Linked DNA regions of Homo sapiens: all the other regions are linked to region 1. A link is a contact called in ENCODE Hi-C or POLR2A ChIA-PET data. All regions are on one chromosome and are shown on one strand. The core of a region is the stretch at or near the end of the contact, and the rest is flanking DNA. Distances in the headings are between cores, read along the strand shown. Region 1 has its middle 210 kb from the start of TFCP2L1. Region 2 holds the start of INHBB (inhibin subunit beta B). Region 3 has its middle 36 kb from the start of INHBB. Region 4 holds the start of CLASP1 (cytoplasmic linker associated protein 1). Region 5 holds the start of LINC01101 (long intergenic non-protein coding RNA 1101).

Region 1 (3,589 bases), core at 798-3,297:
TTGGCTTTGCCTGTTTCCGAGCTGAAGGCACACTATTCTGGGGTGGCCCCAGCAAGGACTGAGCAGGGCAATGATCCCCATCCCGGCCCCTTCCGCGGCCACAGGCCTCCTGAGATGGGACGGGCGCGCTTTGCTCCGGCGCCCTCTGCTGGCAGGTGCAGGTTGTGCAGGGAGGATGCATCAGGATGGCCGGCCCCGCCCACCTTGCTTCTTCCCTCTCCTCTTACAGGTGGTGCTCCCCGTTACGCTATTGCACCCCTCACTCCGTCTCAGCGTCTGCTTCCCAGACAATCCCACCTGAGACACAGTTTGATAAGGAGTTGGAGAATGAGAATACCAGTGAACTGGACTGAGTCGGGAGAGAGTTCAGACTTGCGGGGGGCGGGGGGCGGGGGGCGGTTACCTGAAGACAATGTTTAAATATTTAATGCCCCGATATTATGATTGGGCTCCTGCTCGGCTGTGCCCAGGACAGATGGAAGCCAGACTGTGATCACCTGGGTTCTGGGAATCTTGAAGAGACGCCTGGGGACTGCTTGGGTAGGGCTGGGGCTGGAAGCTCCACACCTGAACCAGCCAAGAGTCTGAGCCGGCGAAGTTAAGAGGCAGCGTCTGACCCTGCCTGACAGTGCAGGTCACTCTTCCCGTCTCCTAGAATAAGCAGACGCTGCACTGGGACAAGCCCCACTGGCAGGGGTGGACTTGGAGCCGTCTTTCCAGGTGGAACACTGCGTATCTTAAATGAGGTGGCCCCTGGATTGAATGCTCCTCTCTGCCTCTCCAGACCTGCCTTAGAGCAGGTGGTCATCCCGAGCTGCCAGGGCTCCCTAGGCTGGTGCAGTGCCTGTCAGGGGATGCAGGGAGCTCATGGGCCTCCTAGCAATCAACTCAACTCAGTGTGCACTCACTAGATGCTAGCCATGTGCCAGCAGGCACGGCGCATGGCAGGGGAGAAAACAGCTCCTGCGCCAAGGAGCCCTAGGTCCTGGGAAGAGGGGTGACAAATCCACAAACACATACATGCTTTGTCACACCCAAGACAGGTGCCAGATCCAGGAATCACGAAGGCACCAGGAGGTCTGAGGGCTTCCCTGAGGAGGTGATGCGCCCTGAGTCCTGAAGGGCTGGGGAGCCAGCCACGGGAGGTGGGAGGGAAGGCTCCAAGCAGGGGCACTAGGATTCCCCAAGCCCAGAGGAGGGAATAGCAGGTGTGTGGTTGTGATGGGGCAGGGAGGGCCCCAGGGCAGCGGGGACAGGAGGCGGGGTTTAGACTGGGTGGTAGGTGGGAGTGGTGCCTGGGACCCCAGGAAAGGCTGCAGCCAGGAAGGCTCTGGATTTGTGCCCGAGGCTCCTGCTAGCAGCTGACGGAATGGAGAGGGCAAGGAGGTGGGCAGGGAGGCGAGCTGGGAAACGCCAAGCTGGGCAGAGGCAGAGGAAAAGGAGAGGAGAGAAACTGAGGGGGCAGGGTTGGCAAGAGATGGGGAGGACTGGGTGGGTGCCAGGAGATGGGGGGAGAGCAGCCACGCCTCCCCTCCCGGCTGGGGTTTTTTCATGCTGGAGTTGGAGTTGGGGCAACTTTTGTCCTCTCTGCTCCTTGATCCAGGGCAAAGGCGGGGGGCGGGGAGGGGGGGCGGTGAAAACACGACCTAGTACCTCTCAGTTTTAGAATCAGCCACTATCTTTTCTGGTTAGAAATCGGTGGCGGGAAGCGGCTGGGAGAAATAAGATTTAGCCTCCCAAACAGGCGGCAGGGAAGGAAGGGACCAGAAGTGCTCCCAGCAGCTCATTTGCATTTCAAACAGCCCGTTTGTTTTATCTCCTAATTAGCATACTCACCCTCAGCTGAAAATGAGTCCATTAAAGGAGACTCTGCTCCAGGCTCAGCTCCTCCTTTAAATATTTTTAAAGCGTATGATTAATACACTTGCCTATTGCTGCGTGGACTGTGCTGGGGGGGTCAGGGGGCAGATAAATGAAAGAGGATAGCTGCACGCGGCGTTGACTGGCTGATTAATCACTGCCTGTTTTCTATAACTCATGGCAGATGGCAGGAGCTGGCTGCAGGCCCTCGTTGGGAATGAGGTGCTGCAGGCAGGATGAACAGGGGTCGGGGGAGACCCTGGAAGGCCCCAGTTGTGTCGTGTTTTTTTTCCTCGGCCCTACAGACCTCCGTGTCCACCCCACCCCCTGCACTTCGTGGCAATTCCCAAGTTCAAGAGCAGTGGCGTAGCTTCTGGGAAGACACAGGAAATCTCATTTCTCCCTTGGATTTTTTAGGACCTAGATAACGACACTGTCAATTTTGGGAATGGTCAACTTTGGGGTGGGGAGAGTCAGGTCCAGTGCAATACTTGTATATATTTTATCTTCAATTCTCCCAACAACCCCATTTTCTAGATAGGAATTGTGAGGCTTGGCAAGGCAGACACAGGTATTGTTCCCAGCTGGTCCCACCCAAAGCCTGCTCCTCGCTGTCCTCCCTTTTGCCCTCCCCAGGGGAGCATCATCAGCCCAAGGCCCAGAAGTGAAGGCCCTGGAGCTGGCACAGCTGCCCCCTCCCCGGGACCTCGGCCCTCTCCATCCCTGGGGGCCACTGCAGTCTTCCCCTGGTACGGGACACATTCTCCCCGTCAGGCCTGCATGGCTATTGCCCACCTCACCGTGCACATTCAATGGTGTTTTTGTCTCTTGACTTGTCTTTCCCAGGAGATGATGGATTTCCTGGAGGCAGGAAGTGTGGCCACCACCGGGAGTAGCTCCAGGACCCGGCATGGGTTAGGCTCTGGGGTGGTGTGACAGATGTGTGTCCGGTCAGCCTAGCTGAGCTGAACTGCAGCACCCAGAACTCCCTTCCCTGCACAGGCTTGGGTTATCTGGGGCCCCAGGGGAGGGGCAGAGGGAGCAGCAGTCATGTCTTCCTTTTACACTCAGAAGGCGAGAGGGGCCAGTGCCTCCCAACACACAGGGGACTCGCAGGTGCTGCTGATCTCAGGAGATGGATTTGGTGTCCAGGCAGCTGGGGCATAGCTCTTCCAGCCCAGCCAGAGCCTCCTGTGGCCTTCTTGACTCCCAGGCCAGGTATATGCTTAGTTCATGAAAGTGCCGGCTTCTTCCACGGGGTGCCCATCCTCGAAGGTAGAGGCTTAGAGCAGGGGACAGATTGACTTGGGGTCTGCCACTTCCCGGTGGGAGTTCCAGCTCAGCCTGTCAGGTTCCGTTTGTCCTCCTACCCCACTTCATGGTCATCCCCTTTTCCCCACGCCCGCCCTGCCAGCTCCACGCACCGGAGAAGCAGCAGTTCCCTTAGACGGGGTGGCCAGTGCCCAAGGTTTCACAAGGCCAAGTCCCTGTAATAGGTCGTGTGTGTGTGTGTCTGTGTGTGTCTGTGTGTGTGTGTCTACGTGTTTGTGTGTCTGCATGTGTCTGTGTGTATCTGTGTGTGCGTGCGTGTCTATGTATCTGTGTGTGTCTGTGCGTATCTGTGTGTGTGTGCGTGTCTATATATGTATGTGTGTGTGTCTGTGTGTGTGTCTGTGGGTGTGTCTGTGTGTCTGTGTGTGTGTCTGTGTGTATACGTGTCTGTGTCTGC
Region 2 (3,288 bases), core at 542-3,041, 730 kb after region 1:
ACATTTCTAACTCTGGGCCCCAAAGCACCTTTTAATCCGAGCCCTCTAATTGCATGGCGAGCTTTCCCTGACTCACTTTAGTGGACAGCTAAAACGGCAATGCATTTCTTTCTAAGCACAAACCAGCCCCGATTGTCTCTGCTTTTCTCCACACCCGGCCATGCAAAACTTTTCATCCCTTTTCATCCCCGGGCTGCCTGCTGCCTGGTGGGGTGGGGGGCATTTGCAGCCAGGGGCACAACCGCTCCCCCCACCGAGGCTCCCCGCTTGCCCCCGCCCTAACTGCACCGGGGCTTCCCCCTCTGCGACCTTCTCCGCAGTCCCCTCGGCACAAATGGGGCCGAGCTCCAGGCACAAAAGCCAGCCTGGCTCATTCAAGTCCTGAAAAGGACAGCGGAGTCGAAAGCACTTGCAGCATTTTGGCGCGGGCACATTTTTCTCCTTCTTTTAAAGTTCCGAAAGATTTTTCTCTCCCTGATTTTTATATTTAGACAGTGTTAGAGATTTGCAATCTGGGGCCGGGGGGGGGGGCGGATTCCAGAAAGGAGCCATACCCTTTGTTAACTACGACTCTGCCTCTCGGGCGAGGGGTCTGCTGCAGCTGCCAGGCAAGCCGAGAGGCACGGGGCTGTCCCCGAACCGCGGCTTTCTCTGTGTAAATGATGGACCTGTTGAGAAGCCTGCCTTCCGCCCGATTCCGGTGCCCACACAATCGGAAGAGAGGTTGCCTAGCTCTCCCCAGCGAGGCTTCAGCAATCCTGGCAAGCCCACGCCGCCGGTGATGGAAGCGGCCCCAGGGGCCTCTCACGCAGGCACACACACACACAGACACACACACAGATACACACACACTCTCTCTCTCCTCCGGCCCACGTATATCAACAAGCACACACATCTCCATCCACACTGCTAAGCCTACACTCCGATCGTGGGAAACAAAAACATTAAGCAATCACCAAGCAAGTGCCCGCAGAGCCAGGGCCGCGCGCATCTGCCGGGAGGGGGACGCGCGCCCAGAGGCGCTGGGGCCCGATTCCGGAGAGCAGGGGTGGAGGGCCAGGCGATCGGCGGCGGGGGGTTGAGGCAGCAGGCAAGGGTCTGCGGCCTGGGGGAAGAGGACTGCAACCCGGGCGGAGCGCGCAGGGCCACGGCCGAAGGAGCTCTGCCGGGAGTCCAGGCTGCCCCAGGGCGCGCGGGCTGCGGTGGCGGCGGTGGCAGCCGGAGCTAGCAAGGAGAGGGAGAGCGGGAGCGAGCGGGGACCGCGGCAGACAGCCGGAGGGCCGGACCCACCTGTCTCGGCGAAGCTGATGATTTCGGAAACGCGCTCCTGGCCGTCGGCGCCCGGGCTGGCGTGGCCGTCGAGGTGCGGGATCTCCACGCGGCCGTCCTCGCGCACCTTGCCCGCGTGCAGCTTGCGCAGGGCCGTGACCATGGCGGCCTTAGGCACGGCGTGCGTGATGTTGGGCCGGCCCCGCATCTGCAGGCGGCTCAAGATGTGCCGCTTCACCGCCTCCAGGAAGTCGCCGTCCACTCGGCCGAGCTCCTCTGGCCGCCGGAAGCCGCCGCACGACGTACAGGTGTCCTGCGAGCCACCCGGGGATCCGGGTGGCGGGGGTGGCGGCGGCGCGGCAGGCGTCGGCGGGGGCGTGGGTGAGCCCCAGGCCTCAGGCCCCAGCCAGCCGGCCGCCAGCAGCAGAAGGCAGGCGGCCCCCAGCGCCCGACCGGGCAGCCCGTCCATGGTGCGCCGCTGGCGACGAGGGCGCCCGCCGCGAGGCGAGCCGAGTCGAGCCGAGCGCAGGGCCGGGCTCCGGGCTCCGGGCGCGCCGCCCCGCCCCGCCCCCGCCCGCGCCCGCGCCCGCCCGGGCCTCCGCCCGCCCGCCCGCCGGGAGGGCTGCCGCCGGCTCGCAGGGGGAGGGGGCCGGCCGGGCCTCGGGGGTTCCCGCGCGGCAGGGAAGGGGCGCCGAGGGCCCCGGGGGCCCGAGGGGCGCGCCGGGCGGGGCGGAGGTCGCGGGTCACTGCCGCACGGGCGTCTCGGGGCGCCTCGGCATCTGCAGCCTTCTCCCCATCCTTTCCGCGTCGGGGGCCCCGCAGCCCCGGTTCGGGTGAAGCGAAAGCAGCGTCAGTGGGAGCGGCGGTTCGGCCGGCGGCTGGGGAAGGTGGCGAAAGAGCGGGTCCACGCAACTTGGCTGAGACGGAAGCGAAGGCGCTGGAGCCCCCCGGAGCGGAGCCGGGCGCGGCTTGGCGCGGCGCTGCGGCGGGCGCTGCGGCGGGGCCCCGCGCTCGCACCTGAGCGCCTCGCCCTCACTGCCTCGCGCCAGGAAGGGCCGCCGGCGGCGGAGACGGGCAGGTCGTCCTCGCCGCGGGCCGGCGGGCAGTGGCGCGGAGCAAGCTTGGTGCCCGGGAGAGCCGGCCGCGCGGGCCCGCTCACAGGCGGCGCCGAGCCCTCGGCCGCGGGCCCTGCAGTCCTCCCGGCGCGTCACACGGCAAAGTTGTCTCCAGGATCCCTGGGCGCCGCATCCACGGGCGGGCGGCCGCAGCGCGCTTCGCCGGGGCCTCTGCTCCGCCCGCCTCCTCGCAGCCTCCCTCCTTCCCTCCGCCTGCCTGCGCGGCCCGGCCGGGCGCGGGGCGCCGGGCGAGGAAGGCGAGGGGGAGGCAGGGCCCTTCTCGCTCCTGTCTCTTCTGCCTGCCGCGGCGGCGGCGAGGTCGGCTCGAGCGCCGAAAAGTCTCGCAGCGTCCCCGGGTGCAGTGCCCTCGCTCGCGCTCGTACTGGCACCCGCCGCAGGGCCGGGAGAGAGCGGGCGGGCGGCGGCGGCGTCCCCGCGCCGGGCCGCGGCACGGAGTGCGGAGCTCGCCGAGGAGGAGTTCTTCTCTTTGGTCTCTCTTCTTTTACTCTCCCCGTTTTTTCTCCCAAGGGGGAAAAAAGCCGCACAATCTCCGTATGTGCGCGCGCGTTGAGATAGACGTTGGCAGAAAAAAGGGGGGGAGGGAGGGTGTCGTCCTGCCCGTGCGAGAGGAGACGGTCCGTACCTCCCCGCTCGAGCTTCCCGGGGTGGGGGGAGGAGGAGAAAGCGGAATCTGTTCAGGTTGGGGCTGCCCGCTCCCCGCGCTCACCCCTGCTTCCCACCGCTTTTTTCCTTTCTGCCTTCCCGAGAAGGAGGGGCGAGCCGGCCCTCTCCCCTCCCCTCCTCTCCCCTCCCACCCCCCGCAATGCCGGGCTACTTTTGCTACCTCGAAACTTTCCCACCACGTGGGCGCCCCGGACCCTTGCCCAGCTGGGCGGCCGGCGGC
Region 3 (3,604 bases), core at 205-2,704, 760 kb after region 1:
GGGCGTGGTGGCACGTCCCTGAAATCCCAGCTATTCAGGAGGCTGAAGCTGAGAATTCCTTAAACCTGGGAGGCAGAGATTGCAGTGAGCTGAGATTGTGCCACTGCACTCCAGCCTGGGCGACAGAGCAAGACTCCATCTCAAAAAAAAAAAAAAAAGATGTCTAATTTTTCTAGTTATTGTTTTTTAATAGAGACAGGGTCTCATCATGTTGCCTAGGCTGGTCTCAAACTCCTGAGCTCAAGTGATCCTCCCACCTCTGCCTCCCAAAGTGCTGAGATTACAGGCATCAGCCACCACGCCCAGCCAAAAAGTGTAATTTTAAAGGAATCGGGTCACAGGGTTCAGGCAGCAGCCAAGGAGCTCTAGGGTCTTCCAGAGCTAACATAAACTTTCAAAAGAAACCATATCTGTGCACATGTGTAGCATTTGCCAAAGATTGTTTTGACCTGTAGTATATGAATAAGTGTTTTGTTCTCAACTTTTTTAATTTAAAAAAAAGTGTTTCCTATTCAAATAAGCCCAGAAAATATTGGATTAAAAATAAAGTGTCCTAATAAGGGCTTTGAACCTCCAGAAAGGAGGACTCTAACATGAACATGCAATGTTCCATGAGCACATTCAGTCATAAAACCCTTGTTTCCTGAAAAACCAATTTGCATTTCTAAGAACTAGTATTTCGTGCCATATTTTTTGAAGAACACTATCCCAATTCAATGGGACATGCAGGCCAGTGCTGACGGAAAGTCAGATTGTGGCACCAATGACTTCCTGGCATTTGAGTAAAAACAGTCAGGAGAGGCAGGGCGCAGTGGCTCACACCTGTAATTCCAGCACTTTGGGAGGCCGAGGCGGGTGGACCACTTGAGGCCAGGAGTTGGAAACCAGCCTGGCCAACATGGTGAAACCCTGTCTATACTAAAAATACAAAAATTAGCTGGGCATGATGGTGCACACCTGTAATCCCAGCTAGTCGGGAGGCTGAGGCAGGAGAATCGCTTGAACGTGGGAGGTGGAGGTTGCAGTGAGCCAGGATCATGCCACTGCACTCCAGCCTGGGCGACAGAGACTTCATCTAAAACAAACAAACAAAAAACCAAACGAACAAACAAACCAGCCAGTAGAAACAGTACTGGCTGTTGGCTGAACAGCCAGTTCAAAACAGTACTGTTTTGGTTGAAACAGTAGCAACAAGTCAAAGACATGATGGAGAGGAGATTCCATCAAAAATGTACAGTCAGGAATGCAAAGACCCCGAATTTGTCATTAAACCTTTTTGGTGACCTAGCTAGGCCTCTGTGCTAGGGCTTAGCAATTGATGTGGGAATCTCAATCTATAGAACAGGTTTCTGAAAAGTCATATACAAATGAAGCATTATAAGCAAATAAGCCTGAGACAGAAGAGAAGCAATTCTATTTAAAATAGCTGCAGCATCACAATGGAACTCTTTGTGGTGTGATTACACCCCTGGTGTGTGTTTGGGCAGCCAACACCTGTGCTTTGTCCTCCTTTGATCCTAACCACAAGCCTGGGAGAGGGTAGCCCCAGAAGTTCAGCACCTCAGAAACAGAGAATGGCTTACTACCCCCCTCATTTTACAGATGAGGAAGGTGAAGCACAGAAAAGTCAAGTGAGGCCGGGCACGGTGACTCGCGCCCATAATCCCAATGCTTTGTGGGTTTTTGTTTTTTTAAAAAAAAATACTGAGTCTCGCTCTGTTGCCCAGGCCGCCTGGAGTGCAGTGGCGCGATGTTGGCCCACTGCAGCCTCTGCCTCCCGGGTTCAAGCAATTCTCCTGGCTCAGCCTCCATAGTAGCTGGGATTACAGGTGCCCCACCACGCCTGGCTAATTTTTATATTTTTAGTAGAGATGGGGCTTCACCATGTTGGCCAGGCGGGTCTCGAACTCCTGACCTCAGGCAATCCACCCACCTCGGCCTCCCAAAGTGATGAGATTACAGGTGTGAGCCACCATGCCCAGCCCATAATCCCAATGCTTTGGGAAGCTGAGGCAGAAGGATCACTTGAGCCCAGAAGTTTGAGACTAGACTAAGCAACATAGCGAGACCCCATCTGTACAAAAAAAATCAAGCAATTAGCTGGCCACACCTGTAGTCTCAGCTACTCGGGAGACAGAGCCAGGAGGATTGCTGGAGTCCAGGAGATTGAGGCTGCAGTGAGCTATGATGGCACCACAACATTCCAGCCTGGATGACAAGTGAGACCCTGTCTCAAAAAAAAAAAAAAAGAAAACAAAAAAGCCAAGTGACTTTTTTCTTTAAATTCGAAAGGCAAAGTTCTCATATTCAGTGTTAAAGATTTTTGTTAAACTGTTAATTATTTATGTCAAAACTTTTTGTAAGTTCAGAAAATGGGGAATGCTGAGTATTTTAAACAGAGATGAGAAAACAGCTACTGAAAAGTTGATTTATTCTAAGTGTTGAAAATCAGTGTAGAAAAATCAGCCGGGCGCGGTGGCTCACGTCTGTAATCCCAGCACTTTGGGAGGCCGAGGCGGGCGGATCACCTGAGGTCAGGAGTTTGAGACCATCCTGACCAACATGGAGAAACCCCATCTCTACTAAAAATACAAAATTACCTGGGTGTGGTGGTGCACGCCTGTAATCCCAGCTACCTGAGAGACTGAGGCAGGAGAATCGCTTGAACCCAGGAGGCGGAGGTTGTGGTGGGCCGAGTTGCGCCATTGCACTCCAGCCCGGGCAACAAGAGCGAAACTCCATTTCAAAAAAAAAAAAATCAATAAATGTGTTACTACCCATTCTGAGGAGATGGAACATGAGAAAAGCTGAGACAGCATCCAAAGAATGCCAGTGTCAATCTTTAGACTACCCAAACCACCCGCTTACCTAGAAAAAGTGAATCTCATGAGTAGCGTACAGGTTTTTACCAGTACAATGTTTACTGCGGTGTGAACTCAAGCAAATTCCCCTCGCCCCTGGGTCCCAAAGAACAGGACATGATGCCCTGGGCCTGCAATGCCAGGGACCCCTTGGCACAGGTGCCCAGAGGCAGGTAGCACGAAGAGGCTGCCATGCTCCAGGCTGGGCAAACTAACCCCCTTCTAGCCACAGCAGCCCAGCCCCAGAACTGAGTCCTGACCCAAAAGAAGCCACCCTGGCGTTCGGGGTCTGCTTTGCATGGGAGGGTGACTAGCCCACTGTGGCAACAAAGCCTGGGGCAGCCCCCTGAGCCCCACCTCCTGGTACTCACCCCTGCCTTTGTGCAATTCTCTCCCCTCTAGTGTGGGCGGGACCTGTGACTCACTTCTAACCAATGGAATACGGCCAGTGTGATGGATGGCACTCCATCTTGACTACATTATGTTACATTTTGCTGGCCATGAAGAAGCCAATTGCCACGTCATGAATGACCCGTGGGGAAGGCCACAGCGCAGGGAACCATGGGAGGCCCTAGGGACTTGAGGGCAGCTCCTCTAACAGCCAACAAAAAACTAAAACTCACTTTTTTTGTTGGTTTTTTTTTGAGACAGTCTTGCTCTGTTGCCCAGGCTGGAGTGCAATGGCACGATCTTGGCTCACTGCAACTTCCGCCTCCCGGGTTGAAGTGATTCTCCTGCATCAG
Region 4 (3,179 bases), core at 193-2,692, 570 kb before region 1:
ACCTTTTCTGCACTACACAGAAGGGCCTACACACGGCTTTCATACTTTAGCTTAGCCTCTCCGACCATACCTCCTAAGACCCTGAGGATCAGGGGGCATTATCTCATAGTTCTCCCGCACTTCTCTCCCATCCCAACACATACACTAGCAAGGAGCTCCGCACACAAGCTCCTCCAGTAAAAACAACGCACTGGGCAGTGCATCTCAACACATCAAATTACCGGCGTGCATAGGAGCCTGATGCGGCAAATCTGTGGGTCCTTCGGGATCCTTGAAGGCAGCCCTATAATTTGCATTTTTCTACGCTCCAAAACACTTTCCGGGCCAGATGCGGTGGCTCACTCCTGCTGTCCCAGCACTTTCGAAGACCCAAGACGGCGGATCACTTGAGGTCAGGAGTTTGAGACAAGGCTGGGAAACATGGTGAAACCCATCTCTACAAAAAAATACAAAAAGTAGTTGGGGGGGGGTGGTGCACGCCTGTAATTCCAGCTACTCGGGAGGCTAAGGCAGGAGGATCACCTGAGCCTGGGAAGTCGAGGCTGCAGTGAGCCGTGATCGCGCCACTGCACTCCATCCGGCCTGGGCGACGGCGGTGAGACCCTGTCTCAAAAAAATAAAAGCCACCACTTTCCCACTTATTATCCCAGGGAAACGCACGCGACGGAGGAGCGAAGGAGCGTTTATTTGTGGAGGCGCTCAAGTAAGAAACCCTGCTCGCTGGCCGACTCAAGGGTCTCCAAAGCCTTCTCTGGGCTGTCTCCCCTCCCCAAAAGGCAAAGAACCGTTAACAAGTTTACTTCCGGCACAAGCGTCCGCGCCTGCTCGGAAAAGGGAGCGTGGACACACAGCTCTGTTACGGGAAGTCGCAGGGCACAATTTCCTTCATTGCAGTCGCCCTCTGGGCGGACGCCCTAACCCAGAAGTGAAAGACCGTTTCCTTCGAGTATCAGACCCCCGACCAAAGGAAGTTCCACTTGGACGACTTTTACCCAGGGTTTCCCGATTCCTCTTTAGCTCTTCCTATCACGCTCCCTGCTTGCTGGTGCATTGTTGCTGTGGCCACTTAGTTCCGACCTTCCTTGTCTAACTCGAGTTTTGTCGCAACTTTCCAAGGGGCCTAACCACAACCTTTTCCGTAAAAAAAAACAAAAACAAAACCTTTACCCTACGGGTCCCCATCAGGGTCAACTAACGTTCTCCGTGAGGGGCAAAGCTCCCGGGGACTTTACGCCAGCGAAGCCTAACACGGCCAGGCCAGCGCCTGCGCGGGGCGTTACCATAGAGAGGCAGCCGCCTCTCTGGTCTCGGTTTACGCTCTCTATGGTGTACCCGGGTTGGTGGCGGTAAGAAGAAAAAGGGTGACCGCACTGCGCAGGCGCCCTCGGCGTCTCTCTCGCTCTCTCGGTCTTTTTTTTTTTTTTCTTTTTTTTTTTTTTTAATCCCCGCACCAAGCGCTTAACCTCATTGGGGTGGAGGAGAAGGCGGCGGCTCTCTGGTCCGCAGCGGCAACAGTAACGAAAAACAGGGCTGTAAGTACCCGGTCAGGGGGCGGAGGGTCAGACCCGAGCCCTCTCGCGGCCCTGGCCCCTCCCGCGCAGTGGCGGGCGCCGGGTCTGGGTGGGGGCGATGTCCAGCGCTGTCATCGGCTCTTGGGTGCACTTTGGGGGGATGGGGCGGCCCTGAGGTGGGAGCCTGGCGAGGAGCGGGATGCGAGGGTTGTTTATCCAACCAGTAGGTCGCTGAGCCCAGGCTGCTTTGCAGAGGGAGGGGATCGGCCCTGGGGTCAGTCGGGCTTTGTGTGCCCCTCTCTGTTTCCCTTTTCCAGACCCCACCCGGGCCCCCTTCCTAACCCGAGTCTCCCCTGCCGGGTGGGAGAAGCCAGCGAGCCCGGGGCGCGTTTGAAAGGAAGGGAGGGGGCGAGGGAGAGAAACCCACAACAACTAGTCATTGGCGAGTGATGGGTGTGAAGAAAGATCCAGAGAGAAGGGGTGCCGGGAGGCGGGCGGCCCGGGCTCCCGTCCTGGGCTCCCAACCGGGCCAGACAAAAGCTGCGCGAGCGGCGCCGAGCGGAGCGGCCGGCTTGATGGGATGCACAAGGTCCCCTTGGTTCCCGGGGCCTTCGAAGAGCTTCTTTCTGAAGCTGGGAAAGCGAACAAGTGCTGAGTTAAGCCTGTGCAGACTTCTCAACTTGCCTTTGTTGTTCTTTGGTATTGGCAGAGACGCTCTGACGAAGATGAGTGTGTGATCTTGCACGTTAGCCTGGCTAGGTACAATGGAGCTAATCGAATTTTGCTTTCCGTTTTCCGAGCTGCTGGGATGAGTATGGGGCTTTCCAGAGTTTAAATTATTACATAATATTTTTAAAATAGTTGTTTGCTTCTAAAATTAAAAAAAATTAATGTGGAGTCTGAAAGCACGCTGTGGTGAGTTTGCAGCTGAGTTTGCAGCTGGGTGAGTTTCTGTGTAGTGGGGTGCGTTCATTAAATACTGACCATTCGTAGAACCTGTGAGCTCTTTAAACATGATACTTTCATTTGTAGATGTGGCAATGAGAGCTTCAGATTCTCTAGTCCTTTGGGAGACCGTGATGCAGAAGAGTCAGAAGCGAGAAATAGTTTCATGCCGCCATGTACCTTGGACCCTATTTGGGTGCCACAGTCCGTTTTCAATTCTGGCATTAGAAATTGTTTTTATTACTACGATTATTTACGACGGTAACTGACCTCTCGATATGAGGGATCCTGGATATTGGCTCCGTTTGCTCATCAAGGGATTGGGAGAATAGCAACATTGATGTTGCGACCATATAGATAAAAAGTAGCACAGTGCCTCAGAGTATTGAATATTATTTATTTTTTACATTTGTTAAGAAATTTAAATTTTGATGATCTGGTTATCTTGTTAAATTGTGTAATACACCTTTTTAGCAGTTGTTACTGAAATCTCAGTTTCTATAATTCATTGTTTATTATGGGCTACCTTGTAACACCATTTTAGACTTCTAAAGTTTTAGTTTTTATGAAGGAGTTTTCAGCCATAGCTTTTAATTCTCCCAGGTAAGGTTAACCAAAGTCAGGACTCCTTAGAGGAGACTTTGTTGGTGGTGGAGGTGTCAAATATTGTATCTCTGTGTTACAACTGAATTGGCAAATACAGAAAAGGCTTTTGCTAAGTTT
Region 5 (3,337 bases), core at 537-3,036, 610 kb after region 1:
GGACGATGAACAGAAAGCTGGGAAGAGCCCAGTACTTGGCATCACCAGCAGCTGACCAAGGCCATCAACCACTCGTTTTCAGAATTATGATGTCAGAAAAATAAACCTAATTTTGTTTAAGCCACAGTGAGTTGAGATTCCCCTTAAGTGAAGCCAAACGTTTCTATCTGATACCCATGAATGAACGCTTTAACGTGCTCATCAAATATTATGCTCCCTACTTACCTTTTCTTCTTTCTCTTTAAAAGGCCCTTTGCTGGCCCTTAGGGAAAGCCAAGGGGCCCAGGAACTCACCACATGTTTGAATCAGGGGTCTGATGCTGAAGAAGCCAGTGGCAGTATAACTTACCCTAAGCATTTCTCACCTTCTCTACCCCAAATAGGGGCTGGGGATCAAGGACTTCCTGAGGGCTAAGATGAGAGGAGCAGGCCCAGGAGATCCAAGGAACAGACCAGAAGATACAGCCCAGGAAAGGGGGGTTGCAGGCTCAGGCCCTTGGGCCAGCTGGGTGCTCAAGGCTACACCCTTTGTGAGGCTCCCACCCTGGCTCCCTGCAGCCCAAGGGAAAGGGCTGTCTGCTAGTGACCAAGTGGGCGTGATGGGTCTCCTGTGTCTTTGACTCCACCAGACTCCCACAGCCTCATTCAGGGCATAAAGAACCTACAACCTGCCCTTTCTTTTTTTTTTTTCAAGACAGAGTCTCACTCTGTTGCCCAGGCGGGAGTGCAATGGCACAATCTCGGCTCACTGCAACCTCCGCCTCCCGGGTTTAAGCAATTCTCCTGCCTCAGCCTCCCAAGTAGCTGGTATTACAGGCATGTGCCACCATACCCAGCTAATTTTTTGTATTTTTAGTAGAGAGGGGGTTTCACCGTGTTGGCTAGCCTGGTCTCAAACTCCTGACCTCAGGCGATCTACCTGCCTCAGCCTCCCAAAGTACTGGGAGAACTTGACCTTTCTAAAGCCCTAAAAGCTAATGTTTGAGTGTCTGCTGTACATCAGGTTCTTTTCATCTTCATGAAAGTCCTTCGATACAAGACTTTGCATCCCCATTTATAAACGAGGAAACTGAAGGATCAAGAGGTCAAATGGTTCGCCCAAGGTCACACTGCTGGGAAGAGGGGGAATTCTGTTTCCTTCCCAGAAATAACCACCCTACAATAATATGTTGCTTCAGAGCCTATTTTATTCAGTCTCCCAGACAAACACTATTCATTGCCATCTGAGTGCCTTTGTCCCAGCTCTGCCTGTCCCTCCAGCCTGGAATACCCTCTGGCCTCCACTGGCATTCCAGCTTCAAGACTCAGCCTCACTCCCTCCCTAATCATAAACAGCCATCACTTATGGAAAGCACACCACAATATTTTACAGCAGTCCTACCCGACAGGTCCCTGTATCTCTGCTTTCCAGATGAGGAAACTGAGGCTCAGAAAGGAGCATTTTCTGGCCTCTGTCACACAGCTAGTAAGGGGGGTGGCCAGAAGGCAAAGCCAGCTCTGCCAGGGCAGTGTCCTCAGAAGAGCCGAGAGAGGGAGGAGTTGCTTCCAGGTCAAGGTCAGGCCTCCAAAAAGAATGCTTGGTCTGGGCCCTTCTCTCCTCCCCCACACTTGGCCCTGCAAATTGGCTTTGACCTTTCATGCCCCTGCCTTTGAGCTTCTCCCCATTCAATTGAAATCACAAAGGAAGAAAAGAGGGCTGGCGAGAGGGAAAGGCCCCTCCTGGCCCAGGCCCAGGTCCCCAGCCACGCCCCCGCAGGCGCATCGAGCCCTCCAGGGTCTGTTTGCACAGTTGGGGTGCTGCGCTAGGAACCCCACCTCCGGGAGAAAGGCACCACGAGGTCATCTGTTTACTCTGGGATTAGCGGCTCCCCGTGGGAGTTCTTTTCCTACGAGATGAAAAGAAAGCGGACAATCTGTCAGGTAAACAGGCCGCATTGTTCCCAGCCATGTCGGGGGCCCCTTTGTGGGCCGGGCCTTTGAGGTCGGTTGCTCCCTTGCACAGGGAAAGAGCTTACTTAAACGGAATGGAACGGAACGGGAGGCCCCGGCTGGTGGGCAGGTCGCCTGCTGCTGATACAGGAAGGGACAAAGGGCTCGGACGATTCCGGTCTTTCCTTAGCTGCTCTCCTTGCAAGCTCTTTCCTCCCCATGGGTCTCTTGATGAGTCCAACAAGACGGGCATGGAGCCCGATCTCACAGATGGGGAAGCTGAGGCCAGCGGCAGCTTCCCCCAGCACAGAAGAGAGCTCCTGGCATTCCAGCAGGGGGTGACTGGAAGAAAACCAGGGACCTGGTCTAACCACCTCACTCTTCAGATGGGGAATAGCTGGAGATACAGGAAATGGCAGAGTACGATTTCTGCACTGGAGGTTTCCCCAGGTGCCCCTGCTGGTTGGTGGGGAACACAGGAGCCACGACCATCCCCACGAGTTGGCTGTCAGTTTTATGGATTCCCAGAATATTTAACAGCTGAGTGGATGGCACTGGTCAAGGCCGGCCTGTTCCCTCCCACATCTACCCACAAGGTATCTTCCTGGGAAGCAGGGAAGACAGTGTAGGCCCTGCCCCGCCAGTGCATGAGTGTCTGGGAGTCAGGACTCCTGTGTTTGGGTGGCCCTGACTCCAGTTTGCTCTGTGGCCCCAGGCAAGCCACTCACCCTCTCTGGGCCATCCATCAAACAAGAGATAAGATGCTCTCCAGGGGCTAGCCCTTCCTTCGGACCGTGAGAAAAATCTAGGGAGGGCACAGGCATCCATCCATGAGGACAGGATGGAGGAGGGACTACCTAAACCCCTGTCCATCTCTGACCCCCAAGAGGCCTGTGAGGCAGTGGGGGCAGCGCCTGGCCCAGCCACCATCCTCTAGGCAGGGTGCTGCCGTGGGAAGAGAGCACTGTGGTGAGGTGGTGAGACCGCATGCCCCGGGTCACCCTGACCGGTCCAATTGCCTGTCACTCACCAGAGGCCCAATCTTGGGCAAGTGACTCAGCCTCTTGGTGTGCGAAATGGCCCCCATGAGGCCTCCTCAGCCTGGGGGGCTCCATGGCAGAAGGGTTCCAAGAAGGCAGGAGCTGGAGCTGTTCTTGCCGCTGCTGGGAGGTCCTGTCCACCCTCTAGCCTCCCTCTCCCTGATCCCCCACCACTGCCCATTCCCAGTAAGGCACCTATTCTCTTTGCCACCCTGACACCAAGTCACTGTTCAGCTTGTGGGCAACGGAGCCGGAAGCATGGAAAAATCTCATGCTGCTCCCAAAGCCAAGGGAGAGCTCAAAGAAGGCTGGTGGAAAAAGGCCCAGAGCTGTGGCCGGACAGAGTAGGCCCCGAACAACCACAGAGC

The links. Hi-C counts contacts between places; a loop is a spot of excess contacts on that map. ChIA-PET counts read pairs that join two places held with the same protein, here RNA polymerase II (POLR2A). Pooled maps may share reads with other maps.
Region 2: a map of dorsolateral prefrontal cortex shows a loop between it and region 1 (4-fold over the local background). The contact joins the promoter of INHBB here to the enhancer-like site in region 1. A Hi-C loop is called at or near these places in 39 of 168 maps with a recorded cell type or tissue (HepG2, IMR-90, PC-3 and 25 more), 4 of 37 single-sample maps with no recorded cell type and 39 of 50 pooled maps. POLR2A ChIA-PET finds 5 or more read pairs at or near these places in 3 of 52 experiments (PC-3 and WTC11).
Region 3: a map of PC-9 shows a loop between it and region 1 (7-fold over the local background). The contact joins two enhancer-like sites. A Hi-C loop is called at or near these places in 2 of 168 maps with a recorded cell type or tissue (PC-9 and transverse colon) and 6 of 50 pooled maps. POLR2A ChIA-PET finds 5 or more read pairs at or near these places in 3 of 52 experiments (AG04449, PC-9 and WTC11).
Region 4: a loop to region 1 is called in a pooled map, with 12 times the contacts of the local background. The contact joins the promoter of CLASP1 here to the enhancer-like site in region 1. A Hi-C loop is called at or near these places in 6 of 50 pooled maps. POLR2A ChIA-PET finds 5 or more read pairs at or near these places in 3 of 52 experiments (HEK293, HEK293T and activated CD4-positive, alpha-beta T cell).
Region 5: POLR2A ChIA-PET joins it to region 1 with 16 read pairs in WTC11. The contact joins the promoter of LINC01101 here to the enhancer-like site in region 1. POLR2A ChIA-PET finds 5 or more read pairs at or near these places in 4 of 52 experiments (Caco-2 and WTC11).

Annotation. Positions count from the first base shown.
Region 1 is chr2:121,073,699-121,077,287 of GRCh38, reverse strand. No RefSeq gene overlaps it. Among named protein-coding and RNA genes, the nearest start is that of TFCP2L1, 210 kb to the left of the region's middle. RefSeq lists enhancers at 1,177-2,028, 1,547-2,446, 2,029-2,879 and a silencer at 1,841-2,135. Within about 2 kb of position 2,047, at least 3 of the 41 ENCODE cell types and tissues checked have a DNase peak (open chromatin) inside an H3K27ac peak, as active enhancers do; they include dorsolateral prefrontal cortex and ovary, where a contact is called at or near this core.
Region 2 is chr2:120,344,639-120,347,926 of GRCh38, reverse strand. It overlaps INHBB (inhibin subunit beta B), which reads right to left and starts at 1,791. Exons shown (of 2, transcript NM_002193.4): 1 at 1,291-1,791. The coding sequence starts at 1,738. LOC105373989 (putative cuticle collagen 91) reads right to left here. Exons shown (of 3, transcript XM_047446882.1): 3 at 1,934-3,040. The coding sequence ends at 2,013.
Region 3 is chr2:120,308,266-120,311,869 of GRCh38, reverse strand. No RefSeq gene overlaps it. Among named protein-coding and RNA genes, the nearest start is that of INHBB, 36 kb to the left of the region's middle. Within about 2 kb of position 1,454, at least 2 of the 41 ENCODE cell types and tissues checked have a DNase peak (open chromatin) inside an H3K27ac peak, as active enhancers do.
Region 4 is chr2:121,647,725-121,650,903 of GRCh38, reverse strand. CLASP1 (cytoplasmic linker associated protein 1) reads left to right here and starts at 1,442. Exons shown (of 41, transcript NM_001395891.1): 1 at 1,442-1,532. It overlaps NIFK-AS1 (NIFK antisense RNA 1), which reads right to left and starts at 1,250. Exons shown (of 4, transcript NR_037857.1): 1 at 523-1,250; 2 at 222-436. RefSeq lists enhancers at 932-1,201, 1,233-1,859, 1,860-2,488.
Region 5 is chr2:120,464,798-120,468,134 of GRCh38, reverse strand. LINC01101 (long intergenic non-protein coding RNA 1101) reads left to right here and starts at 1,786. Exons shown (of 1, transcript NR_027181.1): 1 at 1,786-3,337. RefSeq lists an enhancer at 1,490-2,032.